Linked DNA regions of Homo sapiens: region 1 is linked to region 2. Evidence: chromatin contacts called from ENCODE POLR2A ChIA-PET data. All regions are on one chromosome and are shown on one strand. The core of a region is the stretch at or near the end of the contact, and the rest is flanking DNA. Distances in the headings are between cores, read along the strand shown.

Region 1 (6,684 bases), core at 3,238-5,737, 620 kb after region 2:
CCAATATCATCTGGTGCTGAATTCCTATCACCAAGCTCCATGTGCCTCTCAGGACACCTCTCATAATCCCCCCAAACCATATACAGCCTATCAGTGAGGAGCACAGGCTCGCTGGACAGCCTAGGTATGAAGCTTGGCTCTGCCACTTGGTGGCTGTGTGACCTTAGCCAAACACCCCACCCAACAAGCCTCAATTCCTGCATCTATAACAGCCCCTACTATTATATGCAGCGTTGTCATGAGTATTGAGTGAGGTGATACACTTACAGCCAAGCACAGTGCTTGGGCACAGCAAGGGCTCAATAAATGTTGGGGACCGGTCCAAAAGCTGTTCCATGTCTGAGTGCGCGTACATGTGAACAAAGCTCCATGCCAAAGCAAATGTGTCTCCAAGCTACCCTAGCAGTGGCACCAGGGGTCACTTATAGAGTGTCACTTTGGGCTTTGGAACAAATGGACTTGTAAGCAGCCTTTTCTCCTCTATTTTTTTTTTTTTTTTTGAGACAGAGTTTCACTTTTGTCACCCAGGCTGGAGCGCAATGGCGCGATCTCGGCTCGCTGCAAACTCTGCCTCCCAGGTTCAAGTGATTCTCCTGCCTCAGCCTCCCAAGTAGATGGGATTACTGGTGTGTGCCATTATGCCAGGTAATTTTGTATTTTTAGTAGACATGGGGTTTCACCGTGTTGGCCAGGCTGGTCTTGAACTCCTGACCTCAGGTGATCCACCCGCCTTGGCCTCCCAAAGTGCTGGGATTACAGGCATGAGCCATCGCACCTGGCCAAAGCAGCCTTTTTAGAATTCACCTTTGAATAATAATAATAATAATAGCAAATACATGGTACTCACTATGAGCTAGACCCTGTGCTGATAAGGGCATTACTCATTTGATTCCTTCCATAACAAGGCTGGTACTTTATTACCCCCACTTTACAGATGAGGAAACCAAGGGCCAAAGTCACAGGACTAATAAGTGGCAGAATTTGGATCCCAGGCAGCCCAGCTACAGAATCTATGTACTTAGCTAATGTGTTATGCTCCCTCTCGTAAGTAGTATAATTTAATTATTAAAAAGGAAAGGGGAAAACAACGAAAAAGTTAAAGACAGAGAAATGTTTTAAGCAGTTAGCATTGGCACCAGGATTCTTGCAAGTGAACTCAAGAAGCTCACTTCTGGCTGGGTTTAAACCATGGTGTATTTAATAATCAAAATAATTGCTATTCCTTCCCTCCCCTTTTCTCTCCCTGTAGGCCACTGGCCCAGATGCTTGTTCTTGTTCCTGTACCTTGGACTCCTTTGCTTATCTTTCCGCTGAGTTGGACACGCTAGCCCAGGCCCATTCTCTGTTACCTGCCCACCCAATCAGTCCCCTTCCTTCTCTGTGGTTGTTTGGGCTGGATCCAGTCATATCTCAAGATGGGGACGCCTTGCTGGTACTTGAACATTTGTTGATTAGTGAACCCTTTCTTCAGAAAAAGTACTCTCACCCACATGTATAGATGTTAGATTTACCTAAAGCATGGTATGCCTGTGGCACAAACAACTTCAGATTATTTTTCCAGCAACCTAAATCAAGGGATACTGCATTAGCCATGCACTGCTTATTTAATGAGGTGGAAATGGGTGTGTCCACTCTGCACAATACCTAACCCCTGGGAGCTAGCATACAGGCTGACAGTGTCAGAGGCGTTCGAACCAGAGCAACTCCATCTTGAGTGAGGGCTGGGAAAATGAGGCTGGGACCTGCTGGGCTGCATTCCCAGAAAATTAGGCATTCCTAGACTCCAGATATTTATGGTTAAGGGAATAGATTGATAATGTTTACTACACAGACTCAGACTTGGGAGTCTCCAGGTAGCCCGATATTTTGAGAACAAATGCATTCCTAATTTTGCTTTAAAGATAATATGGATTCTTGCAAAATATAGTAATTAAGAAAATTAGGCCAGGTGCAGTGGCTCACACCTGTAATCCTAGCACTTTGGGAGGCCGGTTGGATCACCTGACATTGGGAGTTAGAGACCAGCCTTAGCAACATGGAGAAACCCCGTCTCTAATAAAAATACAAAATTAGCCGGGCATGGTGCCGCACACCTGTAATCCCAGCTACTTGGGAGGCTGAGGCAGGAGAATTGCTTGAACCCGGGAGGCGGAGGTTGCAGTGAGCCGAGATTGTGCCATTGCATTCCAGCCTGAGCAACAAGAGTGAAACTCTGTCTCAAAAAAAAAAAAAAAAAAAAAAGGAAAAGAAAATTAATCCTTTATCCTTTATCACAAACCCTTGTAGCAGAGCACATCTCCCCATGATCTTTTTAAAATCCTATATATACGAGCATGGTACCTAGGATGGATGTGTTCCTCCTCTTACTTTTGGGAACACCCTACTCTGTCAGTGGAGCAGCTGTGCTTTCACCACTTTACTTTCTTAATAAAAAGAAAGTGCTTTTGCTTTGCACTGCGGACTCGCCCTGACTTCTTTCTTGCTTGAGATCCAAGAACCCTCTCTTGGGGTCTGGATCTCTTTCCTGTAACAGCAGTCCCAAGATCCTAATAGTTTATGTGTAGTTCACAGAATGCATGTCACCTAAGTGAGTGGCTGCACTGTCCCAAGATGAGATGTCCCTTCAATGTAGATACGGCATATGGATGTCCGCCCACCATCTCCACTGAATGTTATCATCATGGCTGGTGCTACTCACCTGTAAAGTCAAACCACTTAACCAGATATGGCTTCCTTGATCCTTTGCAGAACTAGTCAAGTCATATGTAAACAGCAGATTTGAGAGAGAATTTAAAAGAAACTCATTGTGTTTTCTCTTAAAGTTTTGCATACTAAGTTTGCTTTGGATTACATACTTCATTTGCAAACCCATTTATTCACACTAACAAAGGCAGGGGCAACAGAAGAAAGTCTCTCTGAGTCCCTCTGCCAACAGCAAATTGTTGATCTTGCCTTCAGATCAACATCTCAAGAGGGGACTTTCCTCGGAAGCCCTCAAAGACCAACACAAAGAAAACAAAGGAAAAGGGAATTTGCGACTGTGAATCAGAGTCTCCACCAAAATCCTCAGTCATCCACACTGACAAACAGCTCCAGTAAACTGCTGGCCACCCTTCACTAGACATCACTTCCCAAAGCGAGGCCCACTCCTTTCAGCCCTGATGCCACTGCTGCTGGCTCACTGTTACACAGAGCTGGTGGAGGGGCAGCCTGGCTCGCCCTCAGCCGGGATGCTCAAGTCCTCCCACTGGGTCGGGGAGCTAACTCGTAAACAATCGCATCCCTGTAGAGAATGAAAGGAAAAGTGCCAGTCACCAGTGCAGAAAGGAGGGAGGCAAGCGGGGGTGGTGGGGTGGTGGGTGGATGTAACATAGCTAGAGAATAATGGAGTGTTTGAATTCTGCTGAGGCAGAGTGAGCCCTTGGGCCTCCCTTGGGTCTCTGAAAAGTGCGTACTTGATTAAATGCCTGAAATTTCCATCTCAGTATCTGGAGGGCTGCATTTCTGAAGTGCTCCTCTGCAGCAGCCTTGCATACCTTTGGCATGTAATTGTGATGTGGGTGTGGATAGTGTATGTGCCAGAGACTCTGTCCATTCTGACTCCTTCTTTCCTAGTGCCCATCGGAGGGGTACTGAAACGAGGATGTGATATTCCAAGATCAGAAAGGAAGGAAAGAAGTAATCCGAGTGACCATGGGGCCATGGGAATACCACCCTACCAAAACCCTGAGCTGACACACCCAGATAATCCTAAACTTCAGCCTGACTTCTATATCAAAAGGTTAATAAAATCTAAGCTGCCCACCATGTGGACAGCTTTTCCAAGGCAGCTGAATATCCAGGCTTCCCAAGAGAGAGCTAGTGTGACACAGCACGATAATGCTAGCCACACTCACCACAGCCAGACTCACCGCAGCTTTCTGCTTCTGCCGAACCTCAAGGGCTGCATCCAGCACTTTAGTAAATGAGAAATGCCTGCCCCCTCCAGCCCTGATTCAGGGCCAGTGTCAGGCGGGCACTGGAGGAATGGAGATAATGTGGCGGCATGGTGCATTCATATTTTTGCAGTCTCTAAACTAGAAGTACTATTTTTACATGTCTGTGACATCAGCATGCCCTTCCCCCAGAGCAGTCTGCACCATGGTTTAAACCCAGCCAAAGGTGAGCTTCTTGAGATTCACTTGCAGGAGTCCTGGTTCCAGTGCTATCTGCTTGAAACATTTTCTTTCTTCTCCAAGTAGCATTACATTTGCACTTGGACACACACACAAAACACACACACACACACACACACACACACACAACCTCAGCTATAACCTGCTCTGTTTCCCAGATCAGATGCCCTGATTCTTACCTAAAGAGCTTGTAGGCCGAGGGCTGTACCTCTCTCCACACTCGCTCAGTGCTGTCCCAGGGGAAGCAGAATCCACTTGGTGTCTTCTTCTCAGAGTAGCCCGGCTCTCTGAACCTCCAGGCTACTGCAGCTCTGAGTGGGGAGAGGGACGGGCCGTGGCATGCACATCAGGTTGCTGGCCTGCCTCCAGATACCATGCCACAGAGCTGGCTACCCGTCCCTAGGGCTCTGTGGGAAATCGAGGTGGGGGGGGTGTAGGCTGGGGGAGCCAAGAATGTCAGCCTCTAGGTCTATCTCCGGTCCTTGTTTATCAGTAGAGGGGACCTGCCTTTAGACAACCGCCCACTCCCACACCACCCGCAGGGATGCACACAGCTCTAAGCAACCCCTACTCTGGACAGCCAGCAGCAGGCCCAGGAACACAGAGCCATTGGCCAGCCAGGAGGGAGGTAGAGACAGAAGACGGTGGCAGCAGCTACCCTGGGTGTTATTTTAACGTGGTTTGTCTTGGGGCAAATGTGTGAGCCGAATGGACTTCTGGCCCGTCTGAGCAGAATCCTGTTTATTTTGAGGCCTGAGTTGCCAGGGAAACAGCAGGTCGTGGCTCGGAGACTCTCCTCTGGAGTCAGAAGGCTGCTGGATGAAAGGGAGGCCTTTTCTGTTCTGTCATCTGGCATCCCTGCATGGGGTGTAGGTGTCTGTGTGTGGCAACGTGTATGTGTGCGTGTGTGTGTCTGTCTGTGCCATCCCCAGAGCCAAGCCCTACAAATGGCATTTTACGAAGTCAATCGAGGCAAAAGCCATCCAGGTTGGGACTGGCGAGGGGCTGCAGAGGTGGCAGCTCTGTCCTCCCTCTCCACTGTTCAAGCCTGTCCCCGTTGGATGAGGTGAATCCTCAGGTGAGCTCAACTTCAGGGGTGGGAAATTCTTCAATGGGCCATGGACATCCTCTTTAGACTTCTGGCCAGGACAGGGTAAGGAAGGGAGGGAGCTGTCTGGACAAATAACTCTTTGGCTAGAAGGTGGGGAATAAGGTGGACTGAAAGGATATGGATCAAGAGCTGTCTTTGAAGAAACCAAATGAAAACATGATTAATAGTTTCCAATAATTGAAGAGTCGCTCCTGCTTATGCAGGCGTTTGAGCCCAGAAGGCATGAGTGTGTGTGTGTGTGTGTGTGCACGCATGCACTCCCATGTATGTACACAAGCCTGCTCACCTGATGATTCAGGTAGAGAGGTACAGATCGACCTGTCAGAACTAGAAATATGCTCTCCAGTCTCTACCTCCTCTGGGTAGTTGCTTAGGTGTAGAGAGGATGGAGTTGCAGTTTGTTCCCCACACTCCCCACAGAGCATGGGGGTGTGGGGAAGCCATCCATGTGCCTTCTGAAGGGATGAGCCTTGGAGAAGGAGCTCGTGTCCTGTACTAAAGAGCTAGAGGCTCAATCATCACAGAACTCCAATCACGGATAAGCAGCAGCTCCCAAAAGGGACTTGAATATACAGAAAATGTTGATTTCTTGAGACCCTATTAATTGGAACCCTCATGAACTACCACTTCTACACCTGCAAAGGATACTGATAATTTGCTTTAAAACATAATAATCTTCCTGAGTATCTGCAAGTTTCCAAAGGGCCTTCTGAATCCTTAAAGAAAATATTTTGGACAATGGTTTTCCAAGTATTAAAGAATCATTATGCTAGATGTAGTATGCATGTTAACCCTTTTTAACTACGTGAAATGATAGACTTGAAAGTTAGAAAATACCCTAAAAATCCTAAGGACAGAGATGCAGACTCAGAGACTCACTCAGGTGGTACCCTTAGTTAAAGTCCTCATTGTGACTAAAACCAGGTCTCCCTGCTTTAGGTTAACCCCGTGTTAACCTGCCTGCACTGTGTGGTTGGCCATTGTTGGGCAATTCAGCCCAAGGGCTCCAGATTCCCCCCCTCCTAGTGGAAATTAATGAGACTTTCCTACTCATATCTTCCCTGCAAACTCACAGGATTATCATGACAATCAAATGTGTCCAAGTGTGTTCGAGCACCTTGAACGCAGGGAATGCAAATGCAAGTCATTATTTTATTTTATTTCTCCATTATGTCCAGTTGTGAAACCCTGTTTAAACACACACACTCACACACACATACACACACAGCTTTTAGGCAAATATAATCCCTAGCTACTGACATATGCTAATTTATCTACTGCATATTGGGTGTTTGGCAATATTACTGTCCAAATACTGGGAAATAATCCTCAGTTAAGGTATTTACTGTAATATAATTCCCGCCAATGTGGAAATTTTTTAAAATTTCATTATAATAT
Region 2 (6,159 bases), core at 2,830-5,329:
TTCTCTTCATATGAATTCTCTGGGGGAGCAAAGTGTGCATCTGGGTTCCTACCACTGCCTCCCATCCCTCCAGAAGACTGCAAATGGCCCCTCGGACAAAGCCAGCAGACCCATGCTTGAGTGCCCCGGGCAGAGCGTCTACCCCTGCATAGGCCCTGGGAGGCCACATAGAGGGCCTTGATTGTTCATAGAAACCACTTCAAGCAGCTGGAAAGGTGTAAGGGCACACCTTCTCAGATGCCTGTCTCAAATTCTTTTTCTTTTCTTTTTTTAAAAATTATTATTTTTTTAGAGTTGGGGGTCTTACTGTGTTGGCTAGGCTGGTCTTGAACTCCTGGGCTCAAGTGATCCTTGCCCTTGATCTCCCAAAGTGCTGGGCTTATAGGCGTGAACCATCATGCCCAGCCTCAGATGCCTGTCATCTTTGAATCTTTATGGATCCAATAGGGAGACTCAGAGGAGATGACTCTTAGAATTTTAGCATTTTCAGATCCCATAGCTCTGAGAGGCAAAAGGGTAGGCTCTGGAAATGCAAGCATGCACTTGAACTTCTTCAGCTGGAAAATAGAACCCACAATGGGAGTGACTCTCTCCATGTTTCATAAGTCTTTCTCTTCTCCCATCTGTGTCTCTTGCTGAGGTGTCCCCCACCTCTACAGTCTGGGAGCCATTCATTCTTCCTTTGTGTTACTGTCAGGGTTTGGGCTGGTATGTAGCTTGTTGAACCCATCCCTCAAAGGAAGGCTAAGGGATCTGAGCATGCAGCACTGATCTAACCCCAAAGGATATATAGTGAGTTATACCACATACAAGTTTTTCCCAATCAACCTTACAAAAGCTCAGCATTGAGGGGAGCAGCCCTTTATCCTGGGGCCACATCAGGATATATGAACTCTCCCACTCCCACTCCTGTCCTTGCCATGGTTTGCATGTGTCTCCCCAAAAAGCATTGTATTGGAAACTTAATCCACGGTGCCACAGTGTTGGGAGATGGGGCCTAATGGGAGATGTTTAGGTCATGAAGGCTCCACCCCCATGAATGAATGAATGCCAATTATAAAAGGGCTTGAGGCTGCAAGTTCCATCTCTTGCTCTTTGGCTCTCTCCCACACTTTCTTGCTTTCCACCTTTTGCCATGGGAACAAGAAGGCCTTTGCTACACTCAGGACCCTTGACCTTGGACTTCCCAGAACAGTAGAAATAAACCTATGTTCTTTATAAATTACTCAATCTTAAGTATTCTATTGTAGTAGCACACAACAGACTAAGATAGGAGACATAGTAAAATATAACACATCTAAGTTTCCCCAATCAACCTTACAAGAGGGGGAAAGCACTTTATTGAATATTGAGTGGGACAGCACTTTATCCTGGGGCCACATCAGAGTGCATGTGTGAACCCTGCTCCATCCCACCTCCTGTGTTTGCTGTGGTCTTTGGGAATAGGACCCCTAAGAATTTGAGAGCAGATAAATTTTAAAAAATAACTACAGCTCCAAAGCTTCTCCTGTCCTTTGGAGGCTCACAATGAAGATTCCTTTGTTTAGCAAAGCACTTAATGTATTTTGAGACTATGCCAAGGTAGGCTCAGGAGTTTGATTTGGATGGAAGCTGAAAACTGAATACTTCTGCATTAGAAAGTAACAAGGAATTTCAGGGTGCACCCTGGGGGAGAAGTCAATGAGCAAACAATGCAACATCCTTAGTCTGAGCCCTGGAAGACTGAGAAATGATTCTGTTGGAGCATAAGTTGGTCTTGTGAGCTATGGGATGTTCCCCATCTGTCACCCCCAGACCTTCAGTAAAACCTGCTGTATACAGTAGCCTGGTGTTGGTGGTGACTTGGGGTCATGCATGAAGTGAGTGGGACTCACTTGAGGTCAACCTCAAAGACTGACCTTAAGAGTCGGGACTGAGGCTGGGTGCAGTGGCTCACACCTGTAATTCCGACACTTTGGGAGGCTATGGTGGGAGGATGGCTTGAGCCCAGGAGTTCAAGACCAGGCTGGACAAGGTGATGTGACCCTGTTTCTACAAAAAAAAAAAAAAAAAAAAAAAAAAAGCCAGGCATGGTGGTGCATGCCTGTAGTCACAGCTACTCCGGAGACTGAGGTGGGAGGATCACTTGAGCCTAGGAGTTCAAGGCTGCAGTGAGCTATGATCCCGCCACTGCACTCCAGTCTGGGCAACAGAGCAAGACTCTATCCCCACAAAAATTTTGTTTTAATTTTTAATTTTAATTTTTTGCATGTTCTCACTTATTTTTGGGATCTAAAAATCAAAACAAACTCATGGACATAGTAGGTAGTAGGGGGAAGGCGGGGGTTGGGTAATGGGTACAAAAATAGAAAGAATGAATAAGACATACTATTTGATAGCACAACAGGGTGACTCTAGTCAATAATATAAATTTTTAAAAATTATATATTTATTTATTTATTTATTTTAAAGAGTTGGGACTGAGCTGGAGCATAGGCCATAAGATTGCCTCTCAGGAGCAGAAGTGAGACTGTGAAAGTAAGAAAGCAGGGGTAGGGCTGGGTGGGATGAGGTGAGGGAGTGAAGGGCACATACCTAGGGGAGTTTCACTTTGCAAGGGTGTTCTAGATGCTGGGATTGTCTGCCTTCTGCAACCACAGAGGGCTAGCCAGAAACCAGGGAGCCTCCTTGTCTGTACTCTGATCCCATCCTTGGGCTTAGTTGATTAGTCCAGGTATGGGAACCTCTGACCTGGGCCATTAAGCCTCTTCCCTTGGTTTCTGTCTCTTAGACTTCAAGAATGCTTGAGGTCAGGCTGTCTCCCATGACTGAGGCAGTGAAAGGTAAAATTCATAGGATCTGTCCACAGCCATGCTTTCTGTCATGTGGGAAAAGCTAGCCGGGCATGGTGGCTCAAGCCTGTAATCTCAGCACTTTGGGAGGCCGAGGTGGGTGGATCACCTGAGGTCAGGAGTTCGAGACCAACTCAGCCAACATGGTGAAACCCTGTCTCTACCAAAAATATAAAAATTAGCCAGGTGTGGCAGCGGGCGCCTATAGTCCCAGCTACTTTGGGAGGCTGAGGCAGGAGAATCGCTTGAACCCGGGAGGTGGAGGTTGCAGTGACCCGAAATCATGCCGTTGCACTCCAGCCTGGGTGACAGAGTAAGACTCTGTGTCAAAAATAGTAATAATAGTAATAAAATTTAAAAATTAAAAGAAAAGAAAAGCTGCTGCAAGGAGAGGAAAGGAAGCTGACGTCTGAGAGGGATGCAGAGAGAAGAGACGATAACTGAGTCTTGGTGACTTTCAGGCCTCAGAGCTCCAGCTGCAGCTCTGCCCAGAGCACCCTTTTCCCTAAGCTGCTGAACTTTGGTCTCTGCCACTTGCATCCAAAGTGCCCAATGGACACCAAGCACCTCCTCCTCACCCCCTTCATCTGGTGAACCCCTCTGGCTGGAAGTGGGGAGCTTGAGTGAGGACAGAAGCAAGTGTCCATCCCAGAATTGGGGTCCCTCATTTCTTTCTCTTCACCGTGCTTAACATGATCCAAAATTACATGTATTTACTTAATTGCTTACGTGTTTACATTGATCACCCCTGCACCCCCCAAAAATGTAAAGTTCCATTTTGTCTTGTTTAACTTGGTATCCCTAGTGCCTGGCACATCATAGGTGCTCATGAGTCATTGAATGAACAAATGAATGTACAAAGAAGATGGCTTGAAATCAGACCACTGAGACCCCCAACGAGGTCACAATTGCAGGAGAAACATCTCAGTGCCAGGCACTGAGCCTGGGATGTTTGAAATTTCTGTGCCCAAGCTGTGTGCCCTTTGGGGCGTGTGTGTATGCTGGGTACAAGGCCAGATACACAATCAATGCTATAGAAACCACAGATAAAGGGCCAGGGAGCTGAGTGTGACAATGGGCTGTTGGGAGAAGTTCCATGCAGATTACAAAGGGTTCAGAAAGGACAGGGGCATTGAAAGGCAGCTGTAATTAGAAAGCATAGGCATTCAAAGCTGCCTGGAGGTCAGAGGGGCTGGGCTGGCAGGCTGGGGAGATCGGGCAGGAAATGGGCACGGAAGCCCTGCAGTTCAGGGCTGACATAATTGGACAGAGAGCGGCAGCCAGTTACCATGGTAACAGCCAATCCGAGTGGCCGCGTATGTGGCAAGGAGTCAAGGTTTCTAAAGAAGGGGCTAAAAATGCTGCCTTTGTTCCCACTTTGAGCGAGTTGCCATCAGATCCCTGTGGGGGTGACGTGGCATGGGGACAGAGCCAACAACTGCTAGCCACCATGGCTGGGAGGGAGCCACGTGAGGACCCAGGGGACTGGCTGGGGCTGGGGAAGCTAAATATGTCATTCCATGGAGCTGGCTGTGCCTCCCAACATAAAGCAGCGGCCAATGGCCTGGGATTCAGAGTCTGAGAGTCCAGGGCTCAGATTGCAGCGTGGCCTCTTAGCAGCTATGTGACCTCAGTTTCCTTACATACAAAATGGGACTACTAACACCTTTTTCGCAGGGCGGTTGTAAGGATGGAGAGAAGTGATGCATGTCACACATTCACTTAGTGAGTGGTAGATGCTGTTGTTGTTATTCTGACAGACAACAACAGCAGCTCCTCCAAAAGGCTCTTAGCTTCTGGGGAGTAAAAGGCAGGTTTTGCTTCTTCAGGAGTTTCTTTAGGGGTACCAAAAAGGCAGTTGATAGAAACTAAAAAACTCCAGGAGGTGACCAGCTAGACTAACCAAGTGGTATTTAAAAAGAAAACATTCTTTAGGCAGGCTTGAGAGCTGTGAGATATCAGAGAATCCTGCTCCTTTGTTCTTTTGTCCAATTTGTGGGCCTGGACAGGACACAAAGACAAGGCCATCCCTCCCCTCTCCTTCCACAGTGCGGAGAGAAAGCAGAGAAGATCCTGACATGAGTGCTTCCTGAGACTTTTTTTTTTAATTTTTTTTTTTTTTTTTTTTTTTGAGACAGAGTCTCTCTCTGTCCCTCAAGCTGGAGTGCAGTGGCGCGATCTTGACTCACTGCAACCTCCACTTCCTGGGTTCAAGCAATTCTCCTGCCTCAGCCTCCCAGGTAGCTGGGATTACAGGTGCAGGCTGCCACGCCCAGCTAATTTTTTGTATTTTTAGTAAAGACGGGGTTTCATTATTTTGGCCAGGCCAGTCTCGAACTCCTGACCTCAGGTGATCCACCTGCCTCGGCCTCCCAAAGTGCCGGGATTACAGGCGTAAGCCACCACGCCCGGCCTTTTTTTTTTTCTTTAACTTTTAAGTTCAAGGGTGCATGTGCTGGTTTGTTGCATAGGTAAACATGTGTCATGGGGGTTTGTTGTTCAGATTATTTCATCACCCAGGTATTAAGCCTAGTACCTGTTAGTTATTTTTCCAGATCCTCTTCTTAAGATTTTCAAGTGAGGAAGTGAAATGAGGGTGGAAAGGCAGAGGAGGGTGCTTTGCTTAGAGACCAGGACAGGTCAGAGACAGGGCATAGGCACAGCTGTGGACTGACCACCCCCTGCCTCCCCAGCCAGAAGTGCCGGGAAATGCAGACATCCCTATTTGGACTCTGGTGCAGTCCTCTGTTGCTATGGCAACTCAGGGGCTCTGTGGTTGGTGGAAGAAGGCAGTGGCTGTGTGGAAATCGGCATTGGAGGCAGCAGCTGTGCCCTTTTGCTCCAGCAGTCTGGGTATTTCTGATGGGGGCAGGGTGGGGATACTCCCTCTGCCATCTCAGGAAGCCACACAGGAGACCCCTGGACTCCACGGCCAATGCCTCTGGCTCAGATCAGCTCCCACCCAGACTCCCTCACAGGGAGGAACCAGGCTTCTGTATGGAGTGGCAATTCCCTTGGCACCCCTACCTTGAGTATCTCCTCAGACCATATATTCCCCTGGGATTTCCTCTTCATTTTCCTCATTGATTCATTCATTCATTTGTTCATTCATTCAGCAAGTATATACCGCACAAAATGCTGGGCCAGAGCAGTGAAAAAGACAGACGAGGCTCCTGCCTTCAGGGAGCCTCCAGTTTAGTTGGGGAGAACACAGCACACAAATAAGTAGAAAGAGAGAGAGACTCAGATGCTAATAAACAGGCGACATGATCCAGAGAAATTAAGGCTGGACTGATTTAGAATGAATGGTCAGGAAAGGTCTTTCTGA

The links. ChIA-PET counts read pairs that join two places held with the same protein, here RNA polymerase II (POLR2A).
Region 1: POLR2A ChIA-PET joins it to region 2 with 11 read pairs in naive thymus-derived CD4-positive, alpha-beta T cell. The contact joins the promoter of FGF1 here to the enhancer-like site in region 2. POLR2A ChIA-PET finds 5 or more read pairs at or near these places in 2 of 52 experiments (activated T-cell and naive thymus-derived CD4-positive, alpha-beta T cell).

What each region holds. Positions count from the first base shown.
Region 1 is chr5:142,681,603-142,688,286 of GRCh38, forward strand. FGF1 (fibroblast growth factor 1) reads right to left here and starts at 4,488. Exons shown (of 4, transcript NM_000800.5): 1 at 4,355-4,488. RefSeq lists enhancers at 2,962-3,831, 4,931-4,956 and promoters at 4,434-5,297, 4,434-5,004.
Region 2 is chr5:142,059,917-142,066,075 of GRCh38, forward strand. No RefSeq gene overlaps it. Among named protein-coding and RNA genes, the nearest start is that of NDFIP1, 46 kb to the right of the region's middle. Within about 2 kb of position 4,080, at least 16 of the 41 ENCODE cell types and tissues checked have a DNase peak (open chromatin) inside an H3K27ac peak, as active enhancers do.